Linked DNA regions of Homo sapiens: region 2 is linked to region 1. A link is a loop called in an ENCODE intact Hi-C map of the cell type or tissue named here. Cell type or tissue: MCF 10A. All regions are shown on one strand. Each heading gives the region's core, and the rest is flanking DNA. Links, peaks and the distances in the headings are about the cores only.

Region 1 (16,529 bases), core at 6,567-9,066:
CAAAGATCTCAGCCTCTGCCAGACAGAGTTAGAGGCAGATTTAGAAAAAATGGAGACGCTTAATAAAGCACCCAGTGCAAACGTGCCACAGGTATTTCCTAGTTTTTCTCATGCCATCAGTTCCTTTTCAAGCTGTGCTTTGTTTTCTTCTTTGTTCTATGGTTTTTGATGTAGTTGAGGTGACGGATGGTGATGCTGGCTATTTTAGGCTGCATGGCTTTCTGACTACTGTTTTAGACTCCTTCCCCCACACCTACCCAGTTCATTTTTGCTTGGTTTTCTTTTGAGCTTGGCATCTTCCTTAAAGGGGATTCTTCAAATATATGCAGAGAGGCTGCTGATTGAAACTACTCTCCCACCTTATTCTCTTCCTCTGCTTTCCAGGGGCGACCTTTTAAGTTCCCTTCCTTTGCCTCTGTCTGCCTTCTCTGAATTTTCAGGGAGCCATTTTTGGCAGTTTCCATGTCTTTTTTGCAGCCCTGGGAGATACCAACCTCAAAGATCAGTTTCAAAAACTCAGCAGCAGTGCTTTGGGTACCCTTTCTGTGCATGGTGCTCTCAGAGTAGTAGTGTTTGTCATTTTAAAGTTCAGAAAGTTCTCAATGAAAAATGCACTCAGAGGTCAGATGGCCTGGACACACAAAAAAAGTGTTTGAAACTGAGTCTGCCATGATATTTTAAAGGGAGCTATGTCAAAATGTGGTTTATTAAAGGGTATACGAGAGAGAGTAAGAGAGAGAGAGAAAGACATCATGGTAAGTAGGTTTCCAAGGAGGAAAAAACCAAATGTTCATAGAACTGCCTGGAGGGCTCCCTGACAAAACAAAAGAGACTCTTAAAAGGAAAAGGTATCTTTAGAGAAGGTACAAAAGGAGGCCGGGCGCGGTGGCTCACGCCTGTAATCCCAGCAATTTGGGAGGCCGAGGCAAGTGGATCACTTGAGGTCAGGAGTTCAAGACCAGCGTGGCCAACATGATGAAACCCAGTCTCTACTAAAAATACAAAAATTAGCCAGGCATGGTGGCAGGCCTCTGTATTCCCAGCTATTTGGGAGGCTGAGGCAGGAGAATCGCTTGAATTCGGGAGGCAGAGCTGAGATCACACCTCTGCACTCCAGCCTGGGTGACAGAGCGAGACTCCGTCTCAGGAAAAAAAAAAAAAAAAGATACAAAAGGAATATGGAGCTGAGGAGGCCAGGAAGGTCCACAAACCATGACAGGAAAAGTGGAAACTGCTGATGGACCCATGCCACACTTAAGCAGAACCAAGACAGATCTCCAGCCCCAGTGACTTGGGCACAAAAGTCATGAGAGCAGCAGAGACTCAAACCAGGGAAGGGGTGAAGAGACCGGGGATTTGGTCTGGGGTAAGAGAGTCAGGAGCCAAGGAGCTGCAGGTTGCTTGAGGGTGTTAGGAATTGGGGATCCAGAGACAGCAGAGCATGAGGAAGCCAGCAGGGCCAGGGGTTAGGCTCAAGCTCTCCCTCAGCACTTGAAGGAGCCACCAGAGGCACTGCACACATGGGTGAGGCAGACAGGTGATGGGTGGGGCAGGTGGGGTGGGGTTAGGGGCTGAGTTTCCAATTAGGGTGAAGGAACCAGATTAGCCACTGTGGAATTGAAGGTCCCAGGTGAGAAGAGATCACAACTAGCCCTGGAGTGAGAATGGTGACTGTGGCTGTGGTGAGAGCCCTTGCTGGGTGTGCCAGCATGCAGTGAGGAGGGCAGATGCAAGCCAGGTCACTGAGGATGTTGCAGTGGGATAGTTTAATTAACTGGTGTAAAGAGCAAAGAATTGGGGGATGGGATTAAGACAAAGACAACCTTAAGGTTTTGGCCAGGCAGATGGAAGAATGAGGATGTGAGCACGTCACAGAGGACAGCTGGGAAGAAGATCAGGGCAGAGGCAAGGTGAGGGAGTTGGCTTTAGGTAATTGACCTTTGAGGTGTTGGTTGGGTGTCATATAGGTAATATCCGGTAGGCAGTTGGAACTCTAAAACTAGAGTTCTTGGAAGAGGCATGGGCTTAAGATGGGGATTGGAGTCACCTGAGGAGAGGCGATGGTTGAAGCCCTGGGGATAGAAGAAGATACCCAACTAGGGAGTAGATGAAAGACTGAAGAGGGGATTGTGTTGAGAGAAAGGATGTGAAACCAAGAACTACCCATGGGGACGTTGGGTGATGTGGAACAGGAGAAGGGGAGAGGGAGAGAAAGGAGAGTTCACAGAGGCGGAGGGAAAAGCGAATGATGGAGCAAGAGGAGAAAGCATGAGATCTTCCCAGATGTCCAGAAAGGTGGACTCCCAGGAAGGTCAGTGGATGTGATGACTAAGATGTTTCCAAAGGCTTTGGAGGTTGCTGGGTGAGTAGTTCTTGGGAGTTAGAGTATATGGCAAAGAATCTGGAGCCTGCAGAGGTACAGCACTGAGTGAAAAGATGTGGCCGTGGGAGGAAGGAAGGGAGGGGAGTGTTCCCAGAGGACTCTACAGGGTCAAAGTTTTTTCAAGGTGGAAGACTGGACAGGACAGGTGTTCAGAGATAGGAGACTCAAGAAGGAGAGGATGGGCAGGCAAGACAGTGCAGCCAAAAGGGCTGGAGGATGGATGTGAAGGTAAGAGGGGTGTGCTCTCTGAGGAATAATTGGGGTGGCGTGGGGTACAGTCCTCATCCCAGAGCAGAGGTGCCCTCAGAAATGAAAGCATACAAGCCCAACAGGTTTCAGCAGGCAGGGGGCTAGTGGGTGAGTTTGCCTCTCCTTCCCTGTCATTTCCTTTTCTCTCTTTCACAATCTCTTCCTTTTCTTTCTGTCCTTTCCTTAAATGTCTCTTCTCCAAATAGCTAGTTTTTCTTAAAATGGTCATTATTAGAGATAAGGCCATTATTTAAGGTAGAAGTATCTTTAAAATTAACCTTTGCATTGATTTATTCAACTACTCCCTTATTTTTAAAAACAAGCATATCAAAGCATTTGCATTTTTCTCTCCAAGACAACAGAAACCCTAAACTACAGAATTATGTTGCTTTTTCTCTGCATGTAGCTCTTGGTTGTTTTCTTCCTTTTGCGTGGTGCCTGGTAATTTTATAAAGCATTCCCTTATTCATGCTGAAGTGATCATTAATGTAGTTGGTGAAATTGCATTTCTCCCCATTTCTGCACTCCTAAATTTGCAGGCATACACAAGTTATCTAAATACAGTGTGGTATTTTAAAGTATGCTTTTGTACATGCTGGACCTAAAGTGTTGGGTGACCCTCTCTCTGGATGTGGCATTTGGGGTGCATGAAGGGCTCTGCATTGGGCTCAGAGGGGGGTCTGAGGGCTGTGGAGAAGCTGGTGGAGGATGTGCTGTCCATGTCACTAAAGCATGTTGGCCCACGGTGGGCCATTGCCCAGTGACCTGTGACAGAAGATGAGTATGAGCCAGGAGGCCTTCTCCTGACCCACCCAGAGGGCCTTGGCTGCATCCACTGGAAGGCAAAAGACCAGGAGTAGGAGAGCCCACCTGCCCATACATTCTCCTTCCAGAGAAAGAGCACCACCCTCCACCAGCACCGAAGACCTTTTCCTTCCAGCCCCCCTGACTTCCAGAGGTCCTGGTCTAAACTAGGAAAAAGAAATTGACCTCTCTCTTTTTCCTCTTGGCTTGAAACATATGAGTCAAAATAAATCATCTACATTATTTTTTTCTTCTTTTTTTTCTTTTTTGGACATGTACAGAGCTCAGCCATCAGCCCTACTCCGGAAATTTCTTCAGAGACTCCTGGATAGTAAGTTGCCATTTTATTTTGTTTACATTGCTTACTATGTTAAATGTCAGAAATGGGAAGAGAGAAGTTTATATTTTGGACCCAGAGTGTGTTTTGTTTGTATCAGCCTAATGGCTCTGAATGATGTACAGTTTGGTGATAAAAAGTGATCTAATTATAGTCTTCAAATTATTTTTCTTCTGTTCTGTCCTCCTCTTCCAAATTAATTTTGTGATGATTTGTATTACCTTTTATAAAGTTTTCCCCATTTTAGCATCTTCACCTTTAGAATGGGAGTTTATTTGTCTAAGTTTAGAATCCAAGTTCTTGCCTGGCATGGTGGCTTATGCCTGTAATCTCAGCACTTTGGGAGGCTAAGGCAGGAGGATCACTTGAGCCCAGGAGTTCAAGACCAGCCTGGGCAACATAGACCCTGTCTCTACCCAAAAAAAAAAAAGGAAAAGCTGGGTATGGTGCTATGCATCTATAGTTCCAGCTACTTGGGAGGCTGAGGCAGGAGGATCTCTTGAGCCCAGGAGACTGAGGCTGCAGTGAGCTGAGATTGTACCACTGCACTCCAGTCTGAGTGAAAGAGCCAGACTGTGTCCCAAAAAAGAAAGAAAAAAAATCTCATTTGCTGGTTCTTATGGGGAGGGGAGTGTGACTGAGACAGGCCACATCTGGTGTAAAGATTGTGGGAGGGGGCTGGGTGCAGTGGCTTACACCTGTAATCCCAGCACTTTGGGAGGCTGAGGCAAGCAGATCACCTGAGGTAAGGAGTTTGAGACCAGCCTGGCCAACATGGTGAAATCCTGTCTTTACTAAAAATGCAAAAAATAGCTGGGCATGGTCCTAGCTACTTGGGAGGCTGAGGCAGGAGAATCACTTGAACCTGGGAGGCGGAAGGTGCAGTGAGCTGAGATCGCACCACTGCACCCCAGCTCGGGTGACAGAGTGAGACTCCATCTAAAAAAAAAAAAAAAATAGACGGGGGGAGGGAGGTGCCGAGAAGGGGCTAATTTACCTGATTCTCACATAGATGGGCATCTGTTTTCCTCTGTCAGTTCTTAGGACTCTGGATGATGCATGCATACCCCACTCCTTTGTGGGGTGCCACCAGCCTCTTCCCCTGCCAAACCATCCTGAATCCTATAGCAGATTGCCTTTCTCAGCACTTTGCTGTGAAGCTGTTATCCCAGCTGAAAATGTTCAGTGCTACCCTCACCTCCTGTTCTATATGTGATAAATAGCAAACATTTTAGCTTATATAGATAGGCCCTCGTGGAGCCTTCCTGTACCCAGGCTCACGTTAGTACCTCTGTGGTCCTTACTTCTGTTGCTGTATACCTGACATATACTCTTGTATTTTTATAATTGCTAGTGTATTATAAACTCCTCAAGGGCAAGGCCCCAGTCTTCACAGTGCCTGGGGCACCCAGTGAATTTAGGAAAGGAGCTTGTTCTGGTAGGAGCTTTTCTTATTTTGTCACCATCGCATCTGTGTCTTGTTCTTTGAAATATGACAATGAGGGGAAGACACACCTATTACCTATGCTAGTAGGGTTGGATAAATCCACAATGAGCAGAGTTGCTGAGTGTATAAGGTTTTTTTTTGACAGATATTGTGGTCTCTGGGACATATCCTACCTACATTGCTGGAGAATGTGCTTTACAGGAAGAGTTTCATTTGAAAGTCAGCAGGGATTTGGGTATTTTGGTGGAAAAATGGAAAAATTTAATCTATTTAGGGTAGTGATCAAAAGCTCTAGCTAGATCCATCATGTTAATTTTTCTTCTATAAATATGTGTGTTTCATGATTAATATACCCAGGAGCATAAGAAGAAATTAAGAAGACATATTAAGACAGCAGCTAGAGAAGGACTGCCTTAGGGGACAGTTCCCACCTTGGAGAAGGACTGGTGTAAAGTCTCTTGCATTCACTGTGGGGTTGGTGACTCAGTCGCCAATATGACAGGTGTCAGGGCTCAGGTGTAGCATCACAACCCGTGTCTCCTACTCTGGCTTTGCAGCTCACTCCCTTTTAAAGAGCTTCCAATTGAGCCGGGCCTTCAGCTCTAAAAATGACAATAAGTCACAGGTCCTCTAGGTCCTAGGATGTGCCTTCAGAGATGAAGCCCACCAGATGACCCTAGGCTACCTGCAGATAAAGGGTGTCCTCAAGGCCACAGCTCCGAGCAAGCTCTCCTTGGTCCCCCAGGCCACCTCTTTATTCTCAGCTTGTCACTTTGGCAGTCCTGACTGCCCGTGTTAACCCTGCTGCCTGCTCTCCTCGTTTACCTCCTCACCTCCATCCCCCTAAACTGCACAAGACGGAAAGGGCTTCATGGGACAGCTGGCAGAGTGAATTCCCTAGCTCTACTGGATCCAAGGCACTAAGCTCTGTATTCTAATAGGAATGTAGATATAGTCCCTTAATAGTTTTGGGACAAAACACACACACACACACACACACACACACACACACACACACACACATAAGGTTAGTAAATGAAAAGGCCAAGTGGCAAATGCTACCACAGGCAGTCAGGATAAAGGAGCACAGGTATCGAATAACATCATTTTAACAATTTATCAGGCATTTACTACGTGCCAGGTCCTGTGCTTGGTATTTTATCTACCTTACCTCATTTAATCCTCTGAACATTCCAAGATGAGGCATTATTTTTAATCCCCATTTTATAGATGAGGAAATAGGCACATCAAAGCAGTGTAATGCCATAGTTCCTCAGCAGGTTCAGGGCAGAGCCATATCCAGATTAGGAACGGTGAAGCTCTAGGCCAAGGGACTAGGGTTGGCAGTAAACTCTCATCTGCCCCATACTGATTCAAAATTTTGTAATAAGTTAGCAGAAGATATACTAAGGTTTAATGTTTTCAAGCTATTAAAAAACAATTTAGACCTGGCGTGGTGGCTCACGTCTGTAATCCCAACACTTTGGGAGGCCAAGGTTGGGGGATCACTTGAGGCCAGAGTTCAAGACCAGTCTGGGCAACATGGCAAAACTTCCTCTTTACAAAAAATACTTTAAAAATTAGCTGGGCTTGGTGGTGCACGTCTGTAGTCCCAGCTACTCAGCAGGCTGAGGTGGAGGATTGCTTCCCCGGGAAGCGGAGGTTGCAGTGAGCCAAGATCGCACCACTGTACTCCAGTCTGAGTGACAGAGCGAGACTCTGTCTCAAGAAAAACAAAAAGCAAACACCCCCCCCCACACACACACAATTTAAGCAACTATTTATGATATTGGGTTAGCAGGATTGGAGGGTACTAATGTAAGCTGACTAAAAGAGCAAATTGTTTTCAGACACTGTGAATGTGCGTGAAGATATTCAATCTGTTAATTTACCAAGAATTCTTATTTATATCACTGAAAATAGGTCTTCAAAGCCTCTGTTTTTCAGCTCTCATGAAATACTTGGCAGGAATAAATGAGTTTTTTCCTCCTGCTAGTCTACCATTTGGGGATTTTTCAGTAATCGGGCTTGGTTTTCCCCCAGTTTATCCAAATGAATAAGATTTTTTCATATCTGGAATTGGTGAGGAACCAGCCTAAATGGGGTGCCTGACACAAAGGAAAGCATACAGTAAATGTTTGCTCAATGAATGGATGGATCTGTAAATCTTAATCAACTGAAATCCAACTTGGTTAGCACTGAGGCAGGCAGCTTGTAAGTTGAACCTAGTGCCTTTCACTGGTTGGACAGGAATGATGTGTAGGCAGAAACATTGGCAGGACTTGACCTTAACCCAAAGAATGAAGGAGGAGGAGTCACAGGTGGCCCAGGTTCACAGTTTTGTGGCAACTGGAGAAGTGATGGTGTTGTTTTAAGTCCACTTTAATAAATTGGACAGACTTCAATTGATAATTTTATTAACTAACACTGATTACATATGATAATATTAAAAGAACTGGGAACAGAGAGGAATTCACCCATAGTCCCAATATCCAATACAACTACAAGTCCTTGCCTTCAATATATATATTTTTTATAATTAACATCACAGTGTGTGTCCAGTTTTGTACTTTATTTTCCTAGCATTTCAGATCTATAAATCAGTAGTGGTAACTACTCATTACTTTCATTTCAATGTATTTCAGCATTGATTAACCTTCTTTGCCTAACCAAAGAGCTTTACTCTATTTGACCAGCAGGTGGCACTCAAGAACAAGCTGTTCTTCCCTATATGGTGATGGTAGACTAGCAAACGCTTTTTCCCCTTAATCTGATTTGAGAACAAAACACAGATCATAACCTGAAGAACTATATGAAACAGTAGAGGTCCTCCGGGACTTTACAAATGTGTCAGAAATCTGTATGCATGTAGGCATTTAATTTTATAGAATCATTTATTCCATTAATATTTATTGAACAACCATGCAAGGCACCAGATATGCAAGGATTAAGAAGATAAACTTTCTGCCCTCAAGGGGTTCCAGGTGTAATAGGGGAGACAGATTTGTAAATAACCAGAGTCCAGTGGGGTAAATGCAATGATGGGGCCCAGGAGGGAGGAGTGAGCACCTATTGTTTTGTGGAGGAAGAAAGGTTAAGCTTTATGGAGGAGGTGCAAATAAAATGTGAATAACAATATCAGTATAGATATAATTTTTTTCATGCAGTACAAAAGGCTATAAAATGAAACTTCTAGAGGATTATCTAGACTCCTTCCTGCAAAGCCACAGTTAACAACAGTTAGGTTTTTTTTCTTCTTCTTCTTCTTGAAATAACTAAATTATTTTGAATGGTGAATGTAAGCTTTATGAGGCTGGAACTTTTTGTCCGTTCTGTTGCCTGTTGAATCTTCACCTAGGAGAGCGATTGACACTTAATAGATGCTCAGTAAATATTTGTTGACCGAATAAATGAGCAGTAGAATGACATGATGAGATCTTTTCTAGACAGAGATGACTGGAGGGCATCAGGGCTGGAGACTGGGGGAGCAATGCGTGTTTGTTGTACAGTTGTAGGTGAGCAATGATAAGGCGGGAGGTGGAGAGTAAAGGGATTAATGTGAGCTGTGTCAAAGATAGGGAAGAAGCAGGACTTGGTGACTGATTAGGCTTAAGGAGCAAGGAGAGAGAGAGAAGGGGACCGATTTCCTGAGCTTTCTGGGTTGTGTGATGGAAGATGGTTTGGGACACGTTGAGTTTAAGATGCCTGAGAAACATTCAGGTGGATGTCTAGAAGGCGGTTGAATGTATGTGTCTGGAGCTCAAAAGAAGGGTCTGTGTACATAACAGATTTGCAGGTGGGTTTCTTGTACAATCTCCCCATGCCTATTAGTTTTGCAAGTGAAAGAAATTGAGGCCAAGAGAAACAGACTGTTCGCAAGTTTTTAAACAAGAGTGGGTTTGCCTCTACTGATCCACATTCCTTGTTGGAGTCAGGTGGGAATCCCAGTCTCCAGGACTCTGTCCACTGCCTCCGGAACCTGCCCGTTAGCACAATTGGAAACAGTTGGCCCTAGGATGATTGCTCTGTTCTCTCACTTTACTCTTCCAGTGAGTGTGTTTTTGTTGAATCCCCTTGAAACTCAGCAGCCAGCTCTGCATCTTAGCCAGAGGCTGAATTCTCTGTGCTAGCTCTTCTTGCTTGCTCTTCCTGAACCAAAATCTGGGTTAATCAAGGCTGCTCAGAGCTGAGCTTCTGAACTTAACTTGTTTTGTTAAGTACTCAGCTGCTATTCCTGATTGGACCTTTCTCAACCAGCTGAGGGGATAAGGCTGCTTCTCTCATCCTCTCTGGTACACTTGGACAGAGCAAGTACTCTGTGACCTTGGGCAAATGCCTTTGACATTCTGGTCTTCAGTTTCCCCTTTTGTACAGTGAAACAAATGGTCTCTCTTCAACATTAGAAGATCTGATGGATATGATACACTTAAAAACACTGTTGTGGCTGGGCATGGTGGCTCATGCCTGTAATCCCAGCACTTTGGGAGGCCAAGGCGGGAGGATCATGAGGTCAGGAGCTCAAGACCAGCCTGGCCAACATAATGAAACCCTGTCTCTACTAAAACTACAAAAAAAAAAAAAAAATTAGCCAGGCTTGGTGGCAGGCACCTGTAGTCCCAGCTACTTGGGAGGCTGAGGCAGGAGAATCACTTGAACGTGGGAGGCGGAGGTTGCAGTGAGCTGAGATCACTCCACTGCACTCCAGCCTGGGCGACACAGCATTGTTGTAGAGCTCTTGGGTATTGTTTTTAAACAAGGAGTGCCTCAGTTTCAAAATGTTACCCATCTGGAAAAAGCATGTTTTGTTAGCTTTGGTATCAGAAAAAAAACAATTGGCTTGGCAAATCCATTCTGAGAGATTTCCTGAGTGCTAGTTTATCATTCTGGTAGGAAGCAGGAAAAAACGGTGATAATGGGTGGAATAAGGCCAGAGAGTGAGGTGGCTGAGGGGTTGGGGTGGGGTGAGATCTGACTGTTGGTGAGGTAGAGCAGAGATGTGAGGTCAGGCAGCCAGTTATGGTCAAGAGTCATGACAGAACAAAGTTATTAGGAACTTAGGAAGATGGCTTAGAAGTTCTGGACAGGCTGGGCATGGTGATTCACTTCTGTAATCCCAGCACTTTGGGAGGTCAAGGTGGGTGGATCACCTGAGGATAGGAGTTTGAGATCAGCCTGACCAACATGATGAAACCCTGTCTCTACTAAAAGTACAAAAATTAGCCGGGTGTGGTGGCGCATGCCTGTAGTCCCAGCTACTAGGAAGGCTGAGGCAGGAGAATCACTTGAACCCGGGAGGCAGAGGTTGCAGTGAGCCAAGATGGCACCACTGCACTCCAGCCTGGGCGACAGAATGAGATTCTGTCTCAAAAAAAAAAAGTTCTGGCCAAAGCTGAGGCAATTCAAAGGATAGCAGGCACAGCAGAATGGAAGCTGCTGTCAGTCACTCTGTTAAAAGAAAAACTTTAGACAAATTAAATTTAGCAGATTTATTTAAGGCATAGAAGGATTTATGTTCAGGCAGCCCTTAGAACCAGGGGCAGTTCAGAGAGCTTCACCCAGCAACATGGGCAGGCAGCATTTATAAACAACAAAAGACAGCAAGTACAGCTACAGCTGGATTGGTTGCAGCTCCACAGTTGCCTATTTGGGCATTTATATAGATGTGGGCTGATCAGTTGGCAGCCTGGGATTGGCTGAAGCTTGGCTGCTGTGATTGGCTGAGACTCAGCTACTTGTTATAAGAGCATACTCTTAGATTGTACTTTGTTTACATAGTTAGGTTGCAGAAGAATAGGAACTCAAAGTATGGATGCAGCCTCAAGCCCAATTTAGTTTACTGATCTCCAATGCTTAAGGAGGTGTGGTAGCCCCAAACCAAGGTGGGAGGGGCTTCAGACACCATACCTTCAAAAGAGACCTCAGTCACCACAGCTGTTGGTCAGCAAAGATAAAGGACATCTATTCATGGATGTTTTTGCTGTTGAAGTTATACAAAAAAGAGGAAACATAGCATTAAACTGAAGGGCAAAATCAGAAAATGCAACCAAAGGGAAGAGGGTGGATAATGAATAGGAAATTTAGAAAAGGGACATATTTATTTTTAATTAGGAAATTCAAAATTATAAGCCAGTTTAGATCAACTCACATTTATTTAAATTGGCATATGGTGCCACAGCCTTGCAAGCTACCCTCAGGTTCTTCCATCTCCTCTAAGTAAAGAGGAAAAGCATTTGACCTCCACATCCAGGCCAGAGTGAATTAAGAGGGTCCTGGGGGAGCTCTGACCCCCACCCTCGGCAGTCCCCTGAAATAGGGTATATAAAGCCCTTAGCCCCAGGTGGGTACAAGGTGAGGCTCAGTAAGTGGCAGCTCTGCGAGGGGATTACCAGTGCCAGAAGCAATAGTATTGCTCAGGGGACTTTATTATTCTAAGGTGGAGATGTCGCGGTATTCTACCAGAGTCCCCACCTCTTTTCCATTTCTGACTCCTGTGTCTGGTGCCGCTTATCTTAGGGGTGTATTCATGGTGAGTAACACTCAGCAGTGATGGTGTATACGGAGCTGGAGCATCCCTGAGCTCCCTCTGGTTCCTGTGGTGTGCAAGCCACTGCCTCCTCAGTTGTAGGAAAATGTTGTATCTATTAATAAAACAGCAGCTGAAGGTTGGGCACAGTGGCTCATGCCTGTAATCCCAGCACTTTTAGAGGGCAACGTGGGAGGATTACTTGAGGCTAGGAGTTCAAGACCAGCCTGGGCAACATAGTAAGACCCTGTCCCAACAAAAAAATAAATTAATGAGCAGTAAAATAAAACAGGAGCTGAGAGAGAATACTATCCGTGTAGTGCTCAATGGCCTAGTTCAAGTTCCAGCCCTGCCATTCTGCTAACCTGCCTACTTTGACAAATTACTGAATCTCTCAGTGCCTTGTTTCCTCATCTAAAAAATGGCAGAAGTAGGAATGTTAGGATTGAAGTGATAATGATCAATAGGCACGGTGCCTGCCACATAGGACGCCTCACCAAGAGGTGTGTAGAGTTGTTTTTGCTGTCATTACCAGTGACCATGGGGACTCAGAGGCTGCAATTATGCACAGAAAGAAAGGCCAGTTTCCCGGAATGTAAAAGCATCACATTATTGATCGTTGCTGGTTGAGTAGAGGAAAATATAGCTGGACAGATGTGTGATCAAGCAGTCACAGTTTGTGGCCCCCGTAGAAGCTAGGTGGGGGGAATATGGGTGTTCACTCTGTAATTCTTTAAGCTGTTCTATATGTTAGTTGATGTTCACAATGAAACAGAGGGATGAAGGAATTCCACCTAGCAATGGGTCTTCAGAGCTGAAAAATCTATTTTGATACCAGTAACCTGAGTTGGGTAGGAATAAAAGAAGCTCAGCAGAAGCCTATGTGGTTCTGCGGGATAGGAGTCATTCACTTAACTGAGAAATATGTGTGTGTGTGTGTGTGTGTGTGTGCGCGCGCGCGCGCGCGCATGTCTGTGCATGTGCGTGTCTGTGTGTGTGTGTGTGAATGACAGTGTGTTAGTGGCAGGCATAGAAAAGTGGGATTAGGAGAAGGGAGGGACTCAGTGAGTAAGTACCCTTGATTTTTTTTTCTGTGCCTCACCTCATTCCAAAAGGAATTTGTGGTAACTTGCAGAAATACCTCGATGTTAACAAGATAAAAATAAATGGAGGCTATAAAGGAGCAATTGTTTATGCTTATACTACATGTCAGGTCATAATCTTCTGAACACAAACTTTGAAAGAAGTGAGTGCAAATGTGGCTGTGATACTAAGAGCCCATAGAATCCCAGGTTCCAATTTCACTTGGTCACTGATTTTTCTGGAGACCCAAGACAGTTGGGCTTCCCCCTTTCATTGATGATTTTATATTCCAAATGCTTACGAAGAATAACCAAGAAAAATAATCCAGGTAGTGGACTTGAAGTAGCTGACACTGCCTGGCTACGTGACAGAGGCACGTCTGACAGAGAGCTTGACTGCACCATCTTGCGTGCAGCCATTGGGTCCTCCTGCCCTCCCCTATGTGTGATCCTCCCCCTGTTCTCCCCTATCCTTCCTCCAACCCTTCTTCCCCAGGCAGCGTTCCACAGAATTTTTCTTTTAAAGCACAAATGTAGCCATTCCAATTAGAGAACTTTGCTGTTTGGTCAAGATTCCTGAGCATTCAGGGCTCCATGGGCCTGTCTGTAGAAATGTCTGTCTAAATAAGAGCACTCTTTAGAAAGGACAGTTCTTGATTAGGATACCAGGTGTATTTCTTGTCCTCAGCAGGTAATGTGCTGTTTGAAAAATGTTAAAAGCACTAACTCCTATTCTTATCTTTATTTTTTCCCTTTTCTCTCTTTCTTTCAAAATTACCTGTTCATAGTATATATTCTTCCAACTTCCATGCAGTGAAGAGGGAATCAGACGGGGCTCCTGGGGATCTCACTAGCTTGGAGAATGAGAGACAAATTTATAAAAGTGTCTTGGAAGGTGGTGACATCCCTCTTCAGGGCCTGAGTGGGCTCAAGCGACCATCCAGCTCTGCTTCCACTAAAGGTAATTAACTGGGTGAAGCCTGCAGGCCTCTGTCTCCCATCCACCTCCATTCACTGAGCGTCGGCCGTGGTGAACCTCCAGCAATGGGGATAAGTCCTGCCTTGTTCAGACCCACATTCAGGCCTCAGAGCCCTCTTAAATTCCCTCCCCTATTTTCTTACCGGCCATTTTTCTTTCTGGTTTTAATAGTTTCTGTTCCTTTGACCCCCCAACCTTGTTCTCCTTCAAGATTTCTCTCTCTCTCTCTCTCTCTTTCTCTCTTTCTCTCTCTCTCTCATTCTAATTACCTTTTCTTAGAAATTAGCTGAGCTTTAGCCATTCCTAACTCTAGCAGGGTAGCCATTTTTTTTTGTTGTTGCATCCTTGCACCTGCTTTGCAGCACAGATTATTTTGCTTCCGGACCTCGACTGGAAATTTTTTAAAAGCCCTTATGACAAATGAGCATGTTACCTCTCCTTTTTCTTTTTAGCAGCTTTCAGCTTTAACCTAATGGGTCTATTTATTTTATTCTGCATGCTTACCAGTGGATCGTAAAGGTGGGAATGCTCACATGATTTCTTCATCTTCAGTCCATAGCCGAACGTTTAACACTAGCAATGCGTTAGGCCCTGTGTGTAAGCACAAGAAGCCCCTGTCAGCTGCGAAGGCCTGCATTTCGGAAATCCTTCCATCCAAATTCAAACCCAGGCTCTCTGCTCCCAGCGCTCTTTTGCAGGAACAGAAGAGTATCCTCTTGCCCTCAGAGAAGGCTCAAAGCTGTGAGAACCTTTGTGTTTCTGGTTCTTTAAATGATTCCAAAAGAGGCCTCCCCCTCCAAGTGGGAGGGAGCATTGAGAACCTGCTCATGCGCTCCCGACGGGATTATGACAGCAAGTCGAGCAGTACCATGAGCCTCCAGGAGTACAGCACCAGCGGCAGGAGGCCCTGTCCTCTCTCAAGAAAGGCTGGGATGCAGTTCACCATGCTTTATCGGGACATGCACCAGATCAACCGATCTGGCCTCTTCCTGGGCTCCATCTCCTCCTCCTCGAGTGTGCGGGATCTTGCCTCCCACTTTGAAAAGAGTAGCCTGGCATTGTCCAGGGGTGAGCTGGGCCCCAGCCAGGAGGGCTCGGAACACATCCCCAAGCACACCGTCTCTTCCCGCATCACCGCTTTTGAGCAGCTGATTCAGCGGTCCCGTTCCATGCCATCCCTGGACCTGTCCGGAAGGCTGAGCAAGTCTCCCACACCTGTGCTGTCCCGGGGCAGCCTGACCTCAGCCCGCTCGGCCGAGTCCCTACTTGAGTCAACCAAGCTCCATCCCAAGGAGATGGATGGGATGAACTCCAGTGGGGTCTATGCTTCCCCAACATGTAGCAATATGGCACACCATGCCTTGAGCTTCAGGGGCCTTGTGCCTTCTGAGCCTCTCTCCACCTGCTCTGATGACGTGGACCGCTGTTCAAATATCTCCACTGACAGCAGAGAAGGCAGTGGCGGCAGTGTTCATGGAGATTTCCCCAAACATCGCCTCAACAAGTGCAAGGGCACCTGCCCGGCCTCATACACCCGCTTCACCACCATCCGGAAGCATGAGCAGCAGCAGACCTCTAGACAGCCTGAGTGGCGCCTGGATGCCAGAGGGGACAAGAGCACCCTCCTCAGGAACATCTACCTAATGAGCCCCCTTCCTTTCCGGCTGAAAAAGCCCCTCCACCACCACCCCAGACAACCTTCCCCTGGTGACTCCTCAGGCCTCCTGGTGGGCCAGAAGCCAGACCTCCCCAGTCAGCCCCATCAGGACCAGCCCCCTTCTGGGGGGAAGCCCGTGGTTCCCACACGCCTGTCTTCCCGACACACCATGGCCAGGCTTAGCCGCAGCTCAGAGCCCTCTCAGGAGAGACCCACGGCCCTGGAGGACTACCCAAGGGCCATTAATAATGGAAACTCCGTGCCATACTCAGACCACAGCCTGGACAGGAACAACAACCCACAAAGTGAACTGGCACCATCCCGTGGAGGTGGCATTTTGTGTGTTTGCCTAGTCTCACCTGCCCGTCCCTCCACTTTGCTTGCATTATCCCGTCCTCCTCTGTGCCCTTGGTGCTCATTTTCTGGTCTGTCCTTTGTTTTCTGTTTGTTTTGCTTGGCAATTAATCATGGCTCGTAGTGGCTGCACTTCTTTAAAAACAAAGCCCCCATGTCATTTAGACTAACCACCAAACTGTGTTTCGAAAGAAAAATTGGCCGTTTAGCTCAACTGAGAAATGTGTTCATTTGAACTCTTGAACCCCTTGCTGTTTGCACCAATCCCCAACATACCCCATGGTTTTTTGAGAGGCAGCCTCTCTCAATGGCCCTATATGTGTGTGAGTGTGTGCCTTGTCCCTATAAGGTCCTGCACGCCTCTTTGTAGGGACACTTTACAAAGAAAGTTCTCTCATTTTGCTCACCTTTTGCCTTTTGAGTAGTTTTCTTTGCATTAAACTAGTTCACAAATAAATCCAAAAAATGGGGTGGGGGGTGGAATTTTTTTTTCCTTCAGAATTCGACCATTGATCATTAATCAAGAATGACTTCAAAATTTTGATATTTATAATAGATGAAAGGTGAACTCTTTTCGCAAGCTGGTTTCCAGCGAAATCTTTGCCTGTTTTAACTCTACTTTGTTGTTTTAAAGATTCAGAATCGCCAAGACATTTTATACCAGCTGATTACTTGGAATCCACGGAAGAATTTATTCGAAGACGTCATGATGAT
Region 2 (16,529 bases), core at 9,221-11,720, 55 kb after region 1:
CTAGAACAGACAAAACAGCACAGACCCAATGCCTTAGGCCAACTAGCAAGTAAATAAAAATCTTGCCCTCAATGCTCACTGGGATAGAAAAAAGAAAAAAGCTTTCAAGGGTTTCAGAAAAATGACATCCACATTTAAAAGCAGTGAATGAAATGTGTTTAGGCATGTAAAGAAACTCAAGATAGTTTTGCTAAACAGTGAGGCAATTGGAATGTACTTTTAATAGCATATATATAGCTATTATATATGGCTATTATACACACACTTTTTTTAAAAAACAAATGTTTTATGTTCTCCATATATATGACCAGAATGTAATGTCTCTGGGCCCAAATAACTTCTGATTATGCTTGATAATCTACATATATTATCCTGTGTTAAGGAAAAGGCTTAGTTTACTTTAAAGCAGGGGTCCCCGATCCCCAGGCACTACCACCTGGGCTCTGCCTCCTGTCAGATCAGCAGTGCATTAGATTCTCACAGGAGCGTGAACCCTATTGTGAACTGCACATGTGAGGGATCTAGGTTACGCCTTCCTTATGAGAATCTAACTAATGTCCTGATGGTTTCATCCCAAAACCATCCCCCCCACCCCACCCCATCTGTGGAAAAATTGTCTCCCACAAAACCAGTCCCTGGTGCCTAAAAGGTTGGGGACCACTGCTTTAAAGGCAGAGGTCAGAGTAGAGTAGGAAGTGCTCTAGATAAAAAGGCTTGGCTGTGGTAACCAAATGAAGCGAAATAAGAGTGATCATGGCTTGCTTGTCAGAAGTTCTCCATCCCTCAGTCTTAATTATATGTTGAATGCATCTCCCCAAATGCTAAGTTATTAGGGAAATAGTCAATAAAATGCTTTTATCCCTACTGATAAGTAGGAAACACTGCTGAAAAGTTTATTGAACTTGAAATGGAGTTTAAAAATTCCTTATTTAATCCTGTCGACATTTGAGTCACTTACTATTCATTTTTTTCATGTATAGATTTAGCTATCAAGCATTATATAGCTATATACCACAGAATGATGATGAGTTGGAACTCCGCGATGGAGATATCGTTGATGTCATGGAAAAATGTGACGATGGATGGTTTGTTGGTAAGAATCTCATCATGCTTTTCTTACTAGTTGTGTATTGAGGGAATAACAGGGGGCGATGAGCCATGCAAAAAGCAAAGCAATCTCCTCTGCACAGAAAGAAGAGCCTTCTCAGATTTTTATGACCTTGGAAATTCTGGGCCACCAGTCTGTGTTGCTATTATGATGGTGTGGATGTTGCTAATGTTGAACCTGAAACCAAATCTGCTGCACAGAAGAGCAGTTGTCAGATTTATTAATTGGGTTTCCATTTATTTTTTATATTTATTTATTTATTTATTTATTTATTTATTTATTGAGACAGAATCTCACTCTGTTGCCCAGGCTAGAGTGCAGTGGTGTGATCTCGGCTCACTGCAACTTCTGCCTCCCGGGTTCAAGCAATTCTCCTGTCTCAGCCTCCCGAGTAGCTGGGACTACAGGCGCCTGCCACCACGCCCAGCTAATTTTTTTATTTTTGGTAGAGGTGGGGTTTCACCTTGTTGGTCAGGCTGGTCTTGAACTCCTGACCTCAGGTGATCCACCCACCTTGGCCTCCCAAAGTGTTGGGATTACAGGCATAAGCCACCGCACCCGGCCCTAGTCTCCACTTATATTTATATTGTGCATGTGTCTATTTTGCATTTGGAAATTTTATTTTTAAAACCCTTATGAAATAACACAAGAAAATGTTGACTGAGCCTATGTCTCTACCATGAAACTCAGGCATACGTGTAGACATTCTAAAGACCTTATTTACTCCAGGCTTTCAATAATATTAGTCAAAGCACCCTGCTTAATTAAAGGATTTGCCTTTACAAGGAGAGAGATCAACATTTATTGAGATTCTATTACAAAGCAGACACTGTGTTTGATATGCTTTTATTGACGTTCTCTCAACAAACAGCCCTGTAAGATAAGAATTATCCTCATTTATCAGATTCAAAAACTGAGGCCCAAAGAAGTTAATTAACTATGCCAAGATCACCAGGGTAGCAAATAGTGGGGCCAGGATTTGAACTCAGGCCACCCATCTCTCCTGAAATCTGTGTTCTTTCTGCTCAGGCATGAATATAATGTTGGGAGATATTGACCCACTCTGCCTCAGTTTCTCCCTGTACAAGTGGCTTTACCTTCACCTTCTTTCCAAAGACCAGCCCTTCCCTGATTTTTCTGGCAAAGCTTTGCTAAAGCAAAGTAATATCAGGGCTGGGGTGGTAAGGACAGCAAGACCTCAACATGAATGAGAAGTCAGTAAGATTTGCCTTGTCCTCACCAGCCTCTTAGAGAACTACCCCATCCTCCCGAGGTCCTCAGAAGCCCACGGCCCTCACTACTTTGAGTCGTCTGTTCAGTAGAAATCAGGTCTGAGAAGTCAGTGACCACTCTGGTGCAGTGCAATCCAATAGAAATGCAATGTAAGCCATGTGTGAAATTTAAAATTTTCTAGAAGCCACATTGAAAAGAAGTAAAAAGAAACCAGTGAAATTAATTCTAATGTATTTTGTAAACCCAGTGCATTCAAAATGCTACCATTTGAACATGTAATCAATATTAGAAATGGTTAATGATTTATTTTACAGACATCTTTTCATACTGTCTTTGAAACCCAATGTGTATTTTATAGTTACAGCACAGCTCATTTCAGACTAGCTACATTTCAAGTGCTCAGTAGTCACACGTGGCTATCATTTTAGAGAGTGCAGCACTAGTATGCAATAGCTGTTAAACTCGTTCAGGAATATATATATTTTTTATGAGAACTTAGGTGTGGGAAGGAGCACCAGTTCTCTAATGAAGGCCTGCCAGGCAGCTGGGTAAAGGAAATATTTTGGGATGAGTATCTTCCTTGCATCCCTGAACTCTTCACTTGCTTCTTTTTTTTTTTGAGATAGAGTCTTGGTTTGTCACCCAGGCTCGAGTACAGTGGCACAAACTTGGCTCACTGCAAGCTCCACCTCCCGGGTTCAAGTGCTTCTCCTGCGTCAGCCTCCCAAGTAGCTGGGACTACAGGCCCGCATCACCACGCCTAGCTAATTTTTATATTTTTAATGGAAATGGGGTTTTACTATCTTGGCCAGGCTGGTCTCGAACTCCTGACCTCAAGTGATCTGCCTGCCTCAGCCTCCCAAAGTGCTGAGATTGCAGGCGTGAGCCACCATGCCCAGCCTCCTCGGTCACTTTGAAAAGTAGCATTTTCAAACTACAAATAAAGTAGCCTTAGCAGAACTCATTTTTCTCATCCATAAGGAAAGATACTAACTAGCTATGTGGCCCTAGGCAAGGTTCTTATTATCTCTGGACCCTACCATCTCAGTTCTCTAACCTTCTTGGCCATTCTCCATAGGAGTTCAACTAGATGTTTTAGGTTTCCTAAGCTTTAACATATTTTTTTAGCTTAGAAGTTTCACTTTGGGTAGTAATTCCAACCCATTGGTAGTGGCTGCTTGAGATGTGTACAACAGGATTCCGAAGCCAAATCTAAGCCAATTGTGATAAGGGTGCAGTTATCAAATTGGGATGTCTGCTAAAGAAACGATAATGATGATACAACATATATTTGCCACTCCTGCTTTAGAGAGAGAATCCCAAGGGAAGGAACTAGATTAAGGATCAGCAGTGCTGCATCTGGAGCAGCCCAGGAAGGGCTTTGTTCCCAGATGGCTCAATGCTCCTGGCTTAGCAGGAGCCCTAACAAGGTTAGTACCAAAGATAGGGACTCAACTGGGGGCTTAGGCACAAGCTGGATAGGAATTTCCTTTTGATGGGTGGCCATAGTCAGTGGGCTTTTAGAAACTGCATGGTTTAGAAAATCTAAATCTCAGGTATCTTCTTGTGTCAGATAAATGTATGAACTCCTCCACAAAGCAGAAGTGTTGGAAAGAGCAATGGACTGGGAGTCAGAAGACCTCGGTTCAGATTCTGCCTCTGATAGTTACTAAGCAGTGGGACCTCAGACATGTTACTTCTACTCTCTGAACCTGGGTTCCTTCTGAAAAACAGGAGTACTAGAAATGCCTACATTGCTTACCGCCCAGCATTATTTGGCAGCCTAAGTGAGATAAGATAGGGGAAAGTACTTTGGAAACCATACGGTATTCTCTAAGCTGCAGGACTGTTACAAGGGGTTTTGGAGCAGAAATCTCTGCAGCGTGCTGTCTCAACTCAAGCGAGTGGGTCTTCTCATGTTTTGTATGTGTGTGTTTTTTCATAGGTACTTCAAGAAGGACAAAGCAGTTTGGTACTTTTCCAGGCAACTATGTAAAACCTTTGTATCTATAAGAAGACTGAAAACCATGGAGATTATTTTTATTGGAGGAGGAAGCATCATTCATGAACCGATCTTTTTAGTTGAGTCAGTAGGAAAATTAATACAGTGGATAAAGTAAGAAGCAAAAGACAGGGACAGAGAAGTGTTGTGTTTAAAACCCAAGCCTGTCTAAGGTTACTGTGTATTAGACAGGGCCGAACTAGTGTGCTGAGCAAAAAGAATTGAAGCAAATTGTATTTACTTAGCCGCTTCTGGGAGCCACTTCAGCCTTTCCCCTCCCCTCCACTTCTTGGGTAATCTGACCTGAAGCATAGTCCAGGAGCAGAGTTAGCCAGAAATGCCTCCTGCTGCCCCAGCCTTAGAGAGCTCCCATCTCAATCATTGAGCCTGAAGGCTTCAAGCCCAAGAATGCAACAAGACCCCCAGCCTACATTTCTCAGCTCCCCTGGAGCCAGCTGATCCTGTAACGCTGCTGGAGGTCAGTCTGAGCTACCAAGACTGTCCCTAGACAAAGGTGGAGTCCCCCACACTGCCCAAGACCAAATCCCTCACTCAACCTGCTGAGGTGTGGATGGGGAAACAGAGGCAAAACTGAGGCACCTGATGCATTCAGCCTGCTGTGCAGCAGTGCCATTGACTGCCCTGATGTTCAGAGAGAAACGCACACAAGGTTTGCCCATGAGAATTGGGGAGCAGATGGCCAAGCAGATAGGTTATGTCTGTTTTCTGAGTGATGAAGTCAGGAAGCCCTGTGGCTCTGGAGGCCACTTGTGGTTCATTCTTTTCCCATATCCTTGGCTTTTAGAAATGGTTACCTTCAGGACAGTGCAGCTGCATTTATCAGAGCACTATTGCTAAGTTTTCTTTTCTGGCTTGTGTTTTTCTGGGACAGTTTAGAATTGGGAGGCCTATTCTCATAGAACACCAAAAATGATGTTCAGTGATTCATTTAACATACACCAATGTACTCTGGCTGCTGGGGGGACAACCATAAGCAAGACATGCCCAGGGTTTGCCGTGGCTCCAGATCTACTCCCTGTAGGAGTTCAAGGATCACACAAACGGTAGTAACCAGGGTTGTGAATCTGAGTACACCCTGGCAAGGCTTCTCTTCAGACTGAAGCAGCAATTCTGCCACTACCAGCAGCAACCAGGACGTCTGTTCTTTGTGGGGGCCAGATCAGAAGAGAGAGGCCCCTGTGACGCCCGGGCTGCTTGGTCACAACTCTGTCCAATTCAAGGATGTTTATCGGCCTCTCTTAGATCCTGAGTGAGACAAATACAGAAATGACCCATTCCCTGCCCACCAGAAACTCAGAGGTGATTGGGGAGACTGACACAGGAAAATGAACTTAATCAAGAGAGACTGTGATATGTGCTAAGAAGGGTGTGAGGGAGGGAGAGATGAATTTTCCCTGGAGGGATCCTAGAAAGCATTGTCATATTGCCATCTCCATTAGCTCACTTTTAAACAACTAGGGTGCTGGAAGAACCTTTGTCTGAGGGTAGTTCATAGCTGGAAATACTTGGAATATTTTCCAGAGTCTCTAAACTCTCATCTTCCCCCACAGATACACATCCAAGCTCACAAATAGGAGTAGCAATTCTAGGTGGTAGGGTTGTGTACGGAACCCCTGGCTGTCTGCATATATCTCAGAATTACCCCAGGACCATTGTCCCAAAGTCTAGAGTCTTTACAGGTAGGCAAAATTTGTTTTCAATGCCTGTGCCTCAGCTGCTGTCACAAATACCCATCTTAGGATCCCATCAGCTTCCCATCCCCCACCAGACAGCCACAGTACCCTCACTTTCTCCCTATTGTTCTTTCAAATCCTGTTCTCAGGAAAGAAACTGCCACTAATTCATTCACACTAAGGTGTAAATGATTGATAATAGGAATGAGTTACCTCTTCCCACAGACATTTGTTTTTAAGTATGACAGAGCAGGGCCTTAATCCCAAGGGAAAAGGTTATGGAACTGGAGGGGGTGAGCTTTCTGGGTAGAAGGAGACTTCCTGAATTTCCTTAAAACCCAGTAAGAGTAAGACCTGTTGTTTTGGAAGGTCTGCTCCACCATCTAAGAGCACTGTTTTTTTTTTTTTGTTGTTGTTGTTGTTTTACGGTCTCTGAGGGAATATAGTAAAAATGCATATGCACGTGCAATTTGCACGGCAGCATTTCACCGATTGTGGACTGTATTGGCTAATGTGTTTCCTGGTCTTTAGATGCAAACCATTAATAACACTATCTTATCTCATAGTTTTTTCAGGGGTGCTTCTTGATTAGTAGGGAATTTTGAACACCTCTTTAAATACAGCTAGAAAATAAAACCAATTTGTAAAGCCACATTTGCATATGATGCCAGCCTCACGCATTTGTATATCTCCAGAAATTCAGGTATGCCTCACCAATTTGCCCGTCTTTAATAAAATCTTGTGTTAAAATTTGCATCACGTCGCCTTCCTATGTATGACGAAACAAGAAACAGAGATTTCCAATTGCTCTTTTGTCTTCAGACATTTAGTAATATAAAGTACCTATTTTTATGCTGAAATGTTTATACAGGTTTATTAATAGCAAGTGCAACTAACTGGCGGCATGCCTTGCAACACATTTTGATATATTAGCCATGCTTCCGGGTAAAGGCAAGCCCCAAACTCCTTATCTTTTGCAGTCTCTCTGGGATCAGTAAAAGAAAAAAAAAATAATGTGCTTAAGAAGTGGGACTGTAAATATGTATATTTAACTTTGTATAGCCCATGTACCTACCTTGTATAGAAAAATAATTTTAAAAATTTGAATGGAAGGGGGTAAAGGAAGTCATGAAGTTTTTTTGCATTTTTATTTAAATGAAGGAATTCCAAATAACTCACCTACAGATTTTTAGCACAAAAATAGCCATTGTAAAGTGTTAAAATTTACGATAAGTATTCTATTGGGGAGGAAAGGTAACTCTGATCTCAGTTACAGTTTTTTTTTCCTTTTTAATTTCATTATTTTGGGTTTTTGGTTTTTGCAGTCCTATTTATCTGCAGTCGTATTAAGTCCTATTGCTAGAATAGGTTACTACAAAAAAGGTTATATTCTGAAAGAAAAATAACTGACATTATATATAACCAATTAATTTAAAGTATTGCCATTTAAATTACACACTGAGAGCATGTCCTATGCAGACATAGATTTTTCTGTTCATTTATTTTTCTTCATTGCAGTGGATTGATTTGATAAATAGATGTGTTGAATTACTACATTTGCTGTACATATTATTTAATAAACTTTATTCAGAATTGCGTGGCATATGTTTGTTCTGGTCATTCATTGTTTCTTTCCTCCCTTTGCCAAGCTTCTCAAATGAAGCTTAAATTCACTGCTTCAATTTCTTATACCCTCCTTTCCATCCTTAATCATTTACCATCTGCCTTCTGCCGCCTCCTTGAAGACACCACTTCTTACCTTACTTTTTTCTCAATAACCTAACTCCTGACCCTCTGAATTAATTGATTACTGTTGACCATTTTGCCATTATTTCTAAAATATGTTCGTATTTGTTCTGATAACAAAAGTGATGCACAAATGTCTTTAAAAACAAAAGTAAAACATTATAAAATATGTATAATGGGTCTAGATTTGCTTTATAAAACATGGGTATGGGAAATGACATAGCACTTTGTTTTTCTAAATCAAATTAATCTGGCTATGAGTCCTCTCTTGGTATGGGTGGGCGAAAATGCAATCTGTCCTTTTTCTCCTCCAAACCAAATGTGTTAAGGCACTAGGCATGCAGTCTCCCCTGGCATCCCGTGGCTACAACTACTGCCATCTTAGTCTGGGATGGGGTCTGCTGCACACAAGGCATGGATCTGTCCCCTAATAGGAAAGCTCACGCCTCTACCCTCTCCCCCTGGGTTCTGTCCTCCACCTCCAACTCAAAGCACCAGTTTGCAGTGCTGCCTCTGGGGTAACTCAGTGTACTTGGGCCTCCCCTGGGAGAGGGGCCTAACAGTCTCTTGTTTCAAGGGTCTGACAGTCCTTAACACTAGGTCCTGAATCACAGGCCCTATGAACCCTTGTCTCCAACAAATCCATCAGCTTACCTCCTAACTACATTTAGAACCCAGCCATTTCTACCATCGTAGCCCAAGCCATTTTCTCTCACCTGGATCATCGCAATAACTGTCTAACTGGCCTCCCTGCTTCTGCTATTGCCCCTCTAGTCTAGACAGAGCAACCACAGTGATCATCTTAACGTTGGTCCAAAACCCTCTAGTGGCTTCTCATCTCGCTAATGTGGTACAATGGCAAGTCCATAGACATACTGCTCCTCCCCTCCCCCTAACCCCTGAATTCATCTCCTTCATTCCAGCCACACAGCCCTCTTTATGGCCTCAGACTCATTAAGCACATTTGAGGTTCAGGGTCTTCATGTTTGCAATCCCCTGTGCCTGGAAGGCCCTTTCCCCAAGAGCTGCATGGTTTTCTTCCTCCTTTAGGTCTTCCTGTTGTCTTCTCAATGAGGCTTTTCGTGACTACTTTACATACATCTAGGAACCTATTGTCCCCACCCCCTGCATTCCATCCCCCTCTTCCTCCTCTGTTTCTCCATAACACTTATCACCATCTGAAATTTGTCTCCACAAGCAATCCTGTAAAATCCATGGGGTTAGTGACTCTGTTTTGCTAATATATGCCTGGCACCAAGAAGAGAGTCTAATGTGGCACTCAATCCTTTGTTTATCAAATAAACAGATAAATAAGCCCTTGAGGCCAGAGATCCTAGAACTCAGAATATGTTCTACCAACAATGAAAGAAGGGAAACCATTTTCTTACAGTGGCAGAAACAATGAATTAATCTTTCAAATTATGCTGGTTTCATACAAACATAGAAAGTGAAAGTTCTCCATAATAACACTCCTCACAGAGATCACTCCTATATATGGTCCTCCCAGCTTGCTTTTCTACACATACTAAACACACACGTCTCTAAAATGCTTTATGTAGTCTCATACACTTTTACTTTCCTTTAGTAGAACTTGGACATGTTTCCATAACTTACTTAACCCATCCTCTATTGATGATGCAGGTATTTAAGGTTATTGCCAGCTTTTTACAACAACAATGCTGCTTTGAGTAAAATTATTGGCTTAAAGAGCAGGAACATTTCAAACCTTAAGAGATTTCCAAATTGACTTCCCAAAAATTCCAATTATACTCCCACCAAGTCCATGGAAGTGTGTTTCCCACCACCCAATTAAAACTACTACATTGTCCGCTTCCATGAATTGGGGCTCCTTGGTTCACCCGCTTTTGACTGGCCAACCCCTTCTTCATCCTCTTTCTAGATCTTCACTGCATCCTCAGCCCTCTGTTATTTTATCTCAATACATGCTCCTGCGGAGAGCAGATCTCTCCCAATATAATTACGGCCCAAAGAGTCAATTGTGGGAGGGCCCTTTCAATGATTAAATGGTAGAAGCTTAGGCCGGGCGCAGTGGCTCACGCCTGTAATCCCAACACTGTGGGAGGCCGAGGTGGACGGATCACCTGAGGAGAGGAGTTTGAGACCAGCCTGACCAATATGGTGAAACCCCATCTCTACTAAAAATACAAAAATTAGTCAGGCGTGGTGGCGTGTGCCTGTAATCTCAGCTACTCAGGAGGCTGAGGCAGGAAAATCGCTGGAACCCGGGAGGCAAAGATTGCAGTGAGCCGAGATCGTGCCACTGCACTCCATCTCACAAAAAAACAAAAACAAAACAAAACCTAACACTACTGCATTGGCTGAGACATACCAAAGGGCGTTAGAACTAGTCTCAGTCAGGAGTTAATCCAGAGACTCAAACTTTCTCATCAGTATTTGTCTTATTCTTGGCGTTTTGTTTGGCTACATTTTCACCTACTGAATGCAGCAGTGGGAAACATGGCTGCAAGCTGCTCCAGCCTCCTTCCAGCTCTCTGACTCCAAATTCTCAAGGCAAAAGGACCTTCCTATTTGGCTTTCCCTGAAAACAACTCCAGATGCTGGCAGGCCCAGCCTGGATATTTACTCTTCCCTAGACTAATCACTTTGACTAAAGAGGCAACTTTACTTGTAAAAACCTTTGTGGCTTTTGGCCAGGCATGGTGACTCACGCCTGTAATTCCAGCACTCTGGGAGGCCGAGGTGGGTGAATTGGCAGCTCAACCAAAACCTCAAAGAATGAGGGAGAGGAGTGGCTGGGCGAAGGGGTGTCTGCTCTAAGAAGGGGAAAAGGAAACTGGACAGATAACAGCTCAATGGTCCACTGGACTTGGAGAGTTATTGTAACACACTTTGAAAATGGAACACTATTGTCCTGTCCCAGTATAAACTTCAGTGTAGTTGAAAGCAGGCTATGTGCTGAAGTTTTGCTAGCCAAGGTCTTGACAAGAATACAGTGGGAGGAGAAGTCCCAGAGGAGGGGGCCAATGCGACCAGGGGGGCACAGCACAACCGTATCTCATGCTAAAAATATCAGACTCTAATGGAAGGGAACAAAGTTGATGTCTCAGAAGTCACAGAGGATGTTTGGATGAGTTGTACGTGGGAGTATTTTTCCAAGTCTTAGCACATAGAAACCACATCTGTCTCAGGAACACTTAACCAGGTCTTTTAGGACAAATCAAAGAACTTATCACTTGATACAGGTAATTTTTGGAACAAATTAGCCAACAAAGTGGTTCAGATTGAAAATATTATAGAACATTTAAGATAAATCCATAGATGCAAAAATCCATAATGAGAAGCTCTGAATGACCGTGTGACACTATGAAGTCTGTCCCGGAGGACAACTGCACTGGTCTTCCAGGACCCTCACTCTAGCCTTGTCAGGGGCAAAATATTGAGTAGATTAAGAGTCTCTCTACCTTTAGGGTTTACTTGTTTTTCAAGTAATATCTGACAAACAGACGAATCTGCAAAAGGGAGATCAAATCATCTTCAATAGTAGCATAATGTAAATCGATGATCTCAAAGCTTGGTTCATGGTCACTTTGGAATCTCCAAGCCCTTTCAGGAGATTCATAATGTCAGAACTATTTTCAAATGATGTGAAGCTGCTTGTGGTAGTCAGCGTCCAAAGATGCCTCCAGTCACCCTCACCTCTTGGTATTCAGGCTCTTGTGTGATCCCCTTCCCCATTCTATGAGGGTTGGTCTGTGTGATCAATAGAATGTTGCAGAAAAGTGACAGCATATCACTTCCAAGGTTAGGTTGTAAAATCCTTTATGGCTTTTGGCCAGACATGGTGACTCATGTCTGTAATCCCAGCACTCTGGGAGGCCGAGGTGGGTGGATCACCCGAGGTCAGGAGTTCGAGACCAGCCTGGCCAATGTGGTGAAACCCTGTCTCTACTAAAAATACAAAAATTAGCCGGGCATGGTGGTGGGTGCCTGTAATCCCAGCTACTCGGGAGGCTGAGGCACAAGAATCGCTTGAACCTGGAGGCAGAGGTTGCAGTGAGCCGAGATTGTGCCACTGTGTTCTAGCCTGGGTGACAGAGTGAGACTCCATCTCAGAAAAAAAGAAAAAAAGAAAAACCTTTGTGGCTTTTGTCTCATGCTTGGATCACTCACTTGAGGAGGAGTGGACTACAGTTTAGAACTTCTAAGTTCTGGTATTTTGTTGTGTTGGATACATGCACTAATTCCTGAAAAAAGGAGAAGTATTGGAAAGAACAATGGGCTGGCAGTCTGAAGACCTGAGTTCAAATGCCTCTTAGGCTTACATACATTGTGAGACCTCAGAAATGCCACATAGGCTGTCTTGAGTTTTTTCATCTAGGAGGGAAAGATGCCTGGACCAAAGTGAGATCCTTCTAGGAAGGAGGAAGAAAAAGGATGTTTGGAAGGCAATCTGCAATGTCCACATTGGAGCTCCCCAGTCATTCTATTGCCTACTGTATACCAGCACTTTCCATGTGTTATCTTTTAATAGCACCTCGGTGAGGAAGGTATTCTTATCTCCACTGACAGGTGAGGGAACTGAGACTCAAAGGAGTTCAGCCCCAGGGTATATGTGCAAGTACATGGCTTCAGTCTGACTCCAAAGCCAGGGTCCTTTCCATTGATCACACTCTACTGCCTGCAAGGCACAGAGCTGGGACAAGACTGTGGACCAGTATACCTCTGGATCACCTAAAGCTTACCAAAAGACTATAACATCTTCAAAAGCAACCTCATTGAATAATAGTGATAACCATTAGATGAGCACCTACTACGTGCTTGAACATTGAAAGTTGCATTAAAGGTCTATGTCCCTCCTTGGTCAGTCTTCTGCCAGAGCCGAGACAGCAGCAATGGCATAGAAGAAATCTGCCAATTTCATGTCATCTTATTCTCCAGCACTCACAAACCTCTCAGAAGTGTGGTCCGGCCTCGAACCTGTATTGCCTGACCACTAGTCTGAACCCTTTGTCACCTGCACTGTGGCTCCCATATGTGGTGTTATAGATCTGCAAAGCTAAAAGTGAACAAAAATTTGCACTCTTATTTTCTGTGTCAATTAAGAATAACTCCAGCTGCAGTAACATATGGCCGAATAAATGCCAGCTTATGTGACGCAGATGTGTCTCATTATCTCGTGGAAAAGAAGACAGGGCTCTGGGTTAGTATGTCCCCTGGCCTTTGTCTCATAATGGCAATCTGGCTACCATGGCAGTTCCAAGCACCACATCCTCATACAACTGCTTTTGAAGGTTGGAAGCAGGGAGCAACAACACAGGACAGAGGTTTTATCTTTGCAAGTTTTCCCTCATCAGGGAAGAAAAATCTTTTCCAAAAGCACCCCCCACCAACCCACCCCGCATCTCATTGGCTAGAGGTGACCATGGGGCTACTCCTAACTACTAAGAAATTGCTTCGAGGAAGTGGACCAGGCAGAGAGGACTGGGAGTGGCTTTGAAGTAGCCAACCAGGGGTGGGTTTTGTAAGCAAGTCCTTTCTGTATCTTTTTCTTAGGTTTCTGTGAGATCTTCCTGCCTCTTCCCTCAGTTTCTTTGAGTTCTTTCCTGGCTTCTCACCTTCTTCTCACTCCCTAAATAGGAACGTTTCCAAGTTTCTCTCTGTAATCTGTTAGCTGCGCAATCTTATCTATTCCCTTTGTTTCAAATATCACCTCTCTGCAAATTACTTGTTTCCACCTTTTAAATTAAACAAAACAAAGTTATTAGCTAAACTTTAAGAAGTAAAACAAACTGAAAACTTGTATAATCAGCCAGGCGCGGTGGCTCACGTCTGTAATCACAGCACTTTGGGAGGCCAAGGCGGGTGGATCACTTAAGGTCAGGAATTCCAGACCAGCCTGGCCAACATGGTGAAACCCTGTGTCTACTAAAAATACAAAAATTAGCTGGGAGTGGTGGCACGTGCCTGTAATCCCAGATATTCGGGAAGCTGAGGTAGGAGAATCACTTGAACCTGGGAGGCAGAGGCTGCTGTGAGCTGAGATGGTGCCACTGCACTCTAGCCTGGGTGGCAGTGAGACTCCATCTAAAAAATAAATAAATTGTATAATCACCACTGCTGAGACATAACCTTTTTAAAGTGCTCTGCCAAACATATATATAGGTGATATGTGTATAAACTGCTTTTTTTACTTACTAGATTAAAAAGTCCTTTCTTGACAACATATACTCATGTCTGCATCATCATTGTAATGATTACATGATATTCTGTAGTATGAACATGACATGGTATATTTAGCAACCCTCTATTATTGATACTTGGGATGTTTTCAATATTTTGCCATTATGGAGAATTCTATAATGAACATCCTTTTCCATACTCTTGACACTTTGAATGGCTACTTTTTTTCCAGATAAATTCCTAGAGTGGAATTGCTAGATCAAAGAGTATGCTGTATTTAAGAATTTCGACACCTACATTTTTGTCATCTGACTGTTGACAAGACCTGTCGGTTCTTCCTTGAAAATTATCTTGGGTTTGTCCTTCCTCTCTGTCTCTGAGAATCATCACCTTACACCCTCCCTCAACTGATACCATTGCCTGAAATCTCTTCTTCTATGATAAAATTCTTCCTACTCACAAAATGGTTGTGGATTTAGAGGTGCCCTTGTCACCTTCAGTTTGGGAGTCCAATTACAGGTGAACAAGACTTTAGTATTTTTGCAAAGTTTCCAGAGAATTGAAGAGCGGGTCCTTAACACAGGGCATTGGGAGTCAAGGAAGGCGGCTGTGGTAAAGGGGGCATGCTTAGCAAATTATGGGAGAAAAAGCCCAGATGGGACCAAGGAAAGAGGGGGAATCAAGGAAGAGAGAGAAGCTTTCCAGAAGAGCTGCAAAAAGAAACGTGACAGGTAGGAAGTTAAGCTTTAATCCTCTGGGCATTGTAAGGTCAACCCAGGGCAGGGTCAGGCCATAAAGGAGAGTAACAATAGTGCCCCATTTACCTAAGAACAATGAAGGGCCCTGTATACAATTACAGCGGCCTTTCTATGACCCTGCTGAGAAGGTCTACACCCCTCTTTTTCAGTTAAGGAAAAACCTCTCTCGTTCCTTCTCCTCCTCCAGCTCCTGCCTCATTTCTCTCATTCCCTTTAAGGTAAAACACCTCAGAAAAGCTGTCGATGCTGGCTATCTCCAGTTCTGGTCCTCTCATCCTCTCTTGAACCACTCTGTTTAGGATTTTGACCCCTTGCCTTAACAAAACCATTCTCTTAGGACACTCAATGACCTTCCCAGTATTAAACCCCATGCTTGACTTTCAGTTCTCAACTTCCTTGACTTTTCAGCAGCATTTAGGACACTTGACTTTTCCTGCCTCCTGCAGAGGCTTTCTTCACCTGCTTGCAGATGCACCCTCTCTAGGTTCTCCCTGCTCCTTCTCAGTGTCCTTTGTTAGTTCCTCCTCATTTCCCAGGCTCCACCCTTGGCCTCCACCTTTTTTCCTACTTCCTGGTGCCCTCATCCACTCTTGTGTCTGAATGTCCTCTATATGCTGATCTCTTGCCTGGACTCTCCCCTGGAATCCAGACTCCTATATACAACCGCCTGCTCTACATCTCCACTGAAATATCTCATGGGTGCCTGAAACTTAAATATATCCAAAACTAAATTCCTAAACTCAGCAGTATCCCCAAAAGCTGCTGCTTTCCCTTTTCAGTTAATGGCGATTCCATCCTGTAGCTGCTGTTCAGGCCAAAAAACATGACTCATCCTCAAACATCCCTCCTATACCTTACTTCCTATCCCTCAGCAGATGCTTTAAAATATAGCCAGGATCCAAGCACTGCTGCAAACTCCTCGACTCCCACCCTGGGCCCAAGCCAGTCATCAGCTCTTGCCTGGATGATAACAACAGCCGGTTACTGCTCCCCTGCTTCTGCGGCTTGCCTCCTCCATCTGTTTTCAACACAGCAATCAGAGTGCTGAAAACGTAAGTCAGGCCATGTTCATCTTCCGCACAAAGCCCTCATGACCTTCCCTCCTACTCCTGGTGCTTCTCAAATGCCCACGAGGCGCTGCCCATTCAGACTCTCTGTTATTTCTCTGACTTCATCTTCCCCACTTTCCCTCACTCCCTCAGCTCCTGCCCCACTGGCCATCTTGCTGGTGAATGCTCCAGGCTTGTTCCTGTCTTTGAGCTTATTATTTCCTGCACATGGACTGCTCGTCTTCCAGATATCTCCATGGATTGCTCATTCACCTTATTCAGTCTTTCCTTAAATCACTTTCCCGGAGAAGTCTTCTTTCATTACTCTTATTGTTGGCATTTGCTTTATTTTTGACCCTGCTTCCATAGAACATAACAGCATCTGTTGTACCATATATATATGTATATAGTTTTATACACACACACACATATATACACACACACATATATATATAGAGAGAGTTTTTTCTTTTCTTTTTTTTTTTAGAAAACATTTTATTTGAGCCAGGCATGGTGGCATGCACCTGCAGTCCTACCTGAGGCAGGAGGATCACTTGAGCCTAGGAGGTTGAGGCTGCAGATGCAGTGAGCCAAGATTGTGCCAATGCACTCCAGCCTGGGTGACACAGCTAGATTCTGTCTCTAATAATTATATATAATAACATTATATATGTTTTATATATAATATATATATATATATAATCGACCAAGTGTGGTGGCTCATGCCTGTAATCCCAGCACTTTGGGAGGCCGAGGCGGGTGGATCACCTGAGGTCA

Evidence for each region. Hi-C counts contacts between places; a loop is a spot of excess contacts. Peaks named below come from ENCODE experiments on the same cell type or tissue, not always from the same donor. Only the 100,000 strongest peaks of a DNase experiment are listed, where the experiment ranks them.
Region 2: a loop joins it to region 1, with 2.3 times the contacts of the local background. A loop is called at or near these places in 12 of 110 quality-filtered maps.

What each region holds. Positions count from the first base shown.
Region 1 is chr10:95,354,888-95,371,416 of GRCh38, reverse strand. It overlaps SORBS1 (sorbin and SH3 domain containing 1), which reads left to right. Exons shown (of 33, transcript NM_001034954.3): 21 at 1-91; 22 at 3,718-3,767; 23 at 13,614-13,786; 24 at 16,450-16,529. Among named protein-coding and RNA genes, the nearest start is that of PDLIM1, 72 kb to the right of the region's middle. In MCF 10A, for the core only: a CTCF peak has its summit at 7,918 (motif pointing right); a DNase peak (open chromatin) is centred at 7,926.
Region 2 is chr10:95,302,884-95,319,412 of GRCh38, reverse strand. SORBS1 (sorbin and SH3 domain containing 1) reads left to right here. Exons shown (of 33, transcript NM_001034954.3): 32 at 981-1,093; 33 at 4,287-7,640. The coding sequence ends at 4,354. Among named protein-coding and RNA genes, the nearest start is that of PDLIM1, 20 kb to the right of the region's middle. RefSeq lists an enhancer at 9,083-9,262. In MCF 10A, for the core only: no CTCF peak of the experiment used is centred there; DNase peaks (open chromatin) are centred at 10,462 and 11,565.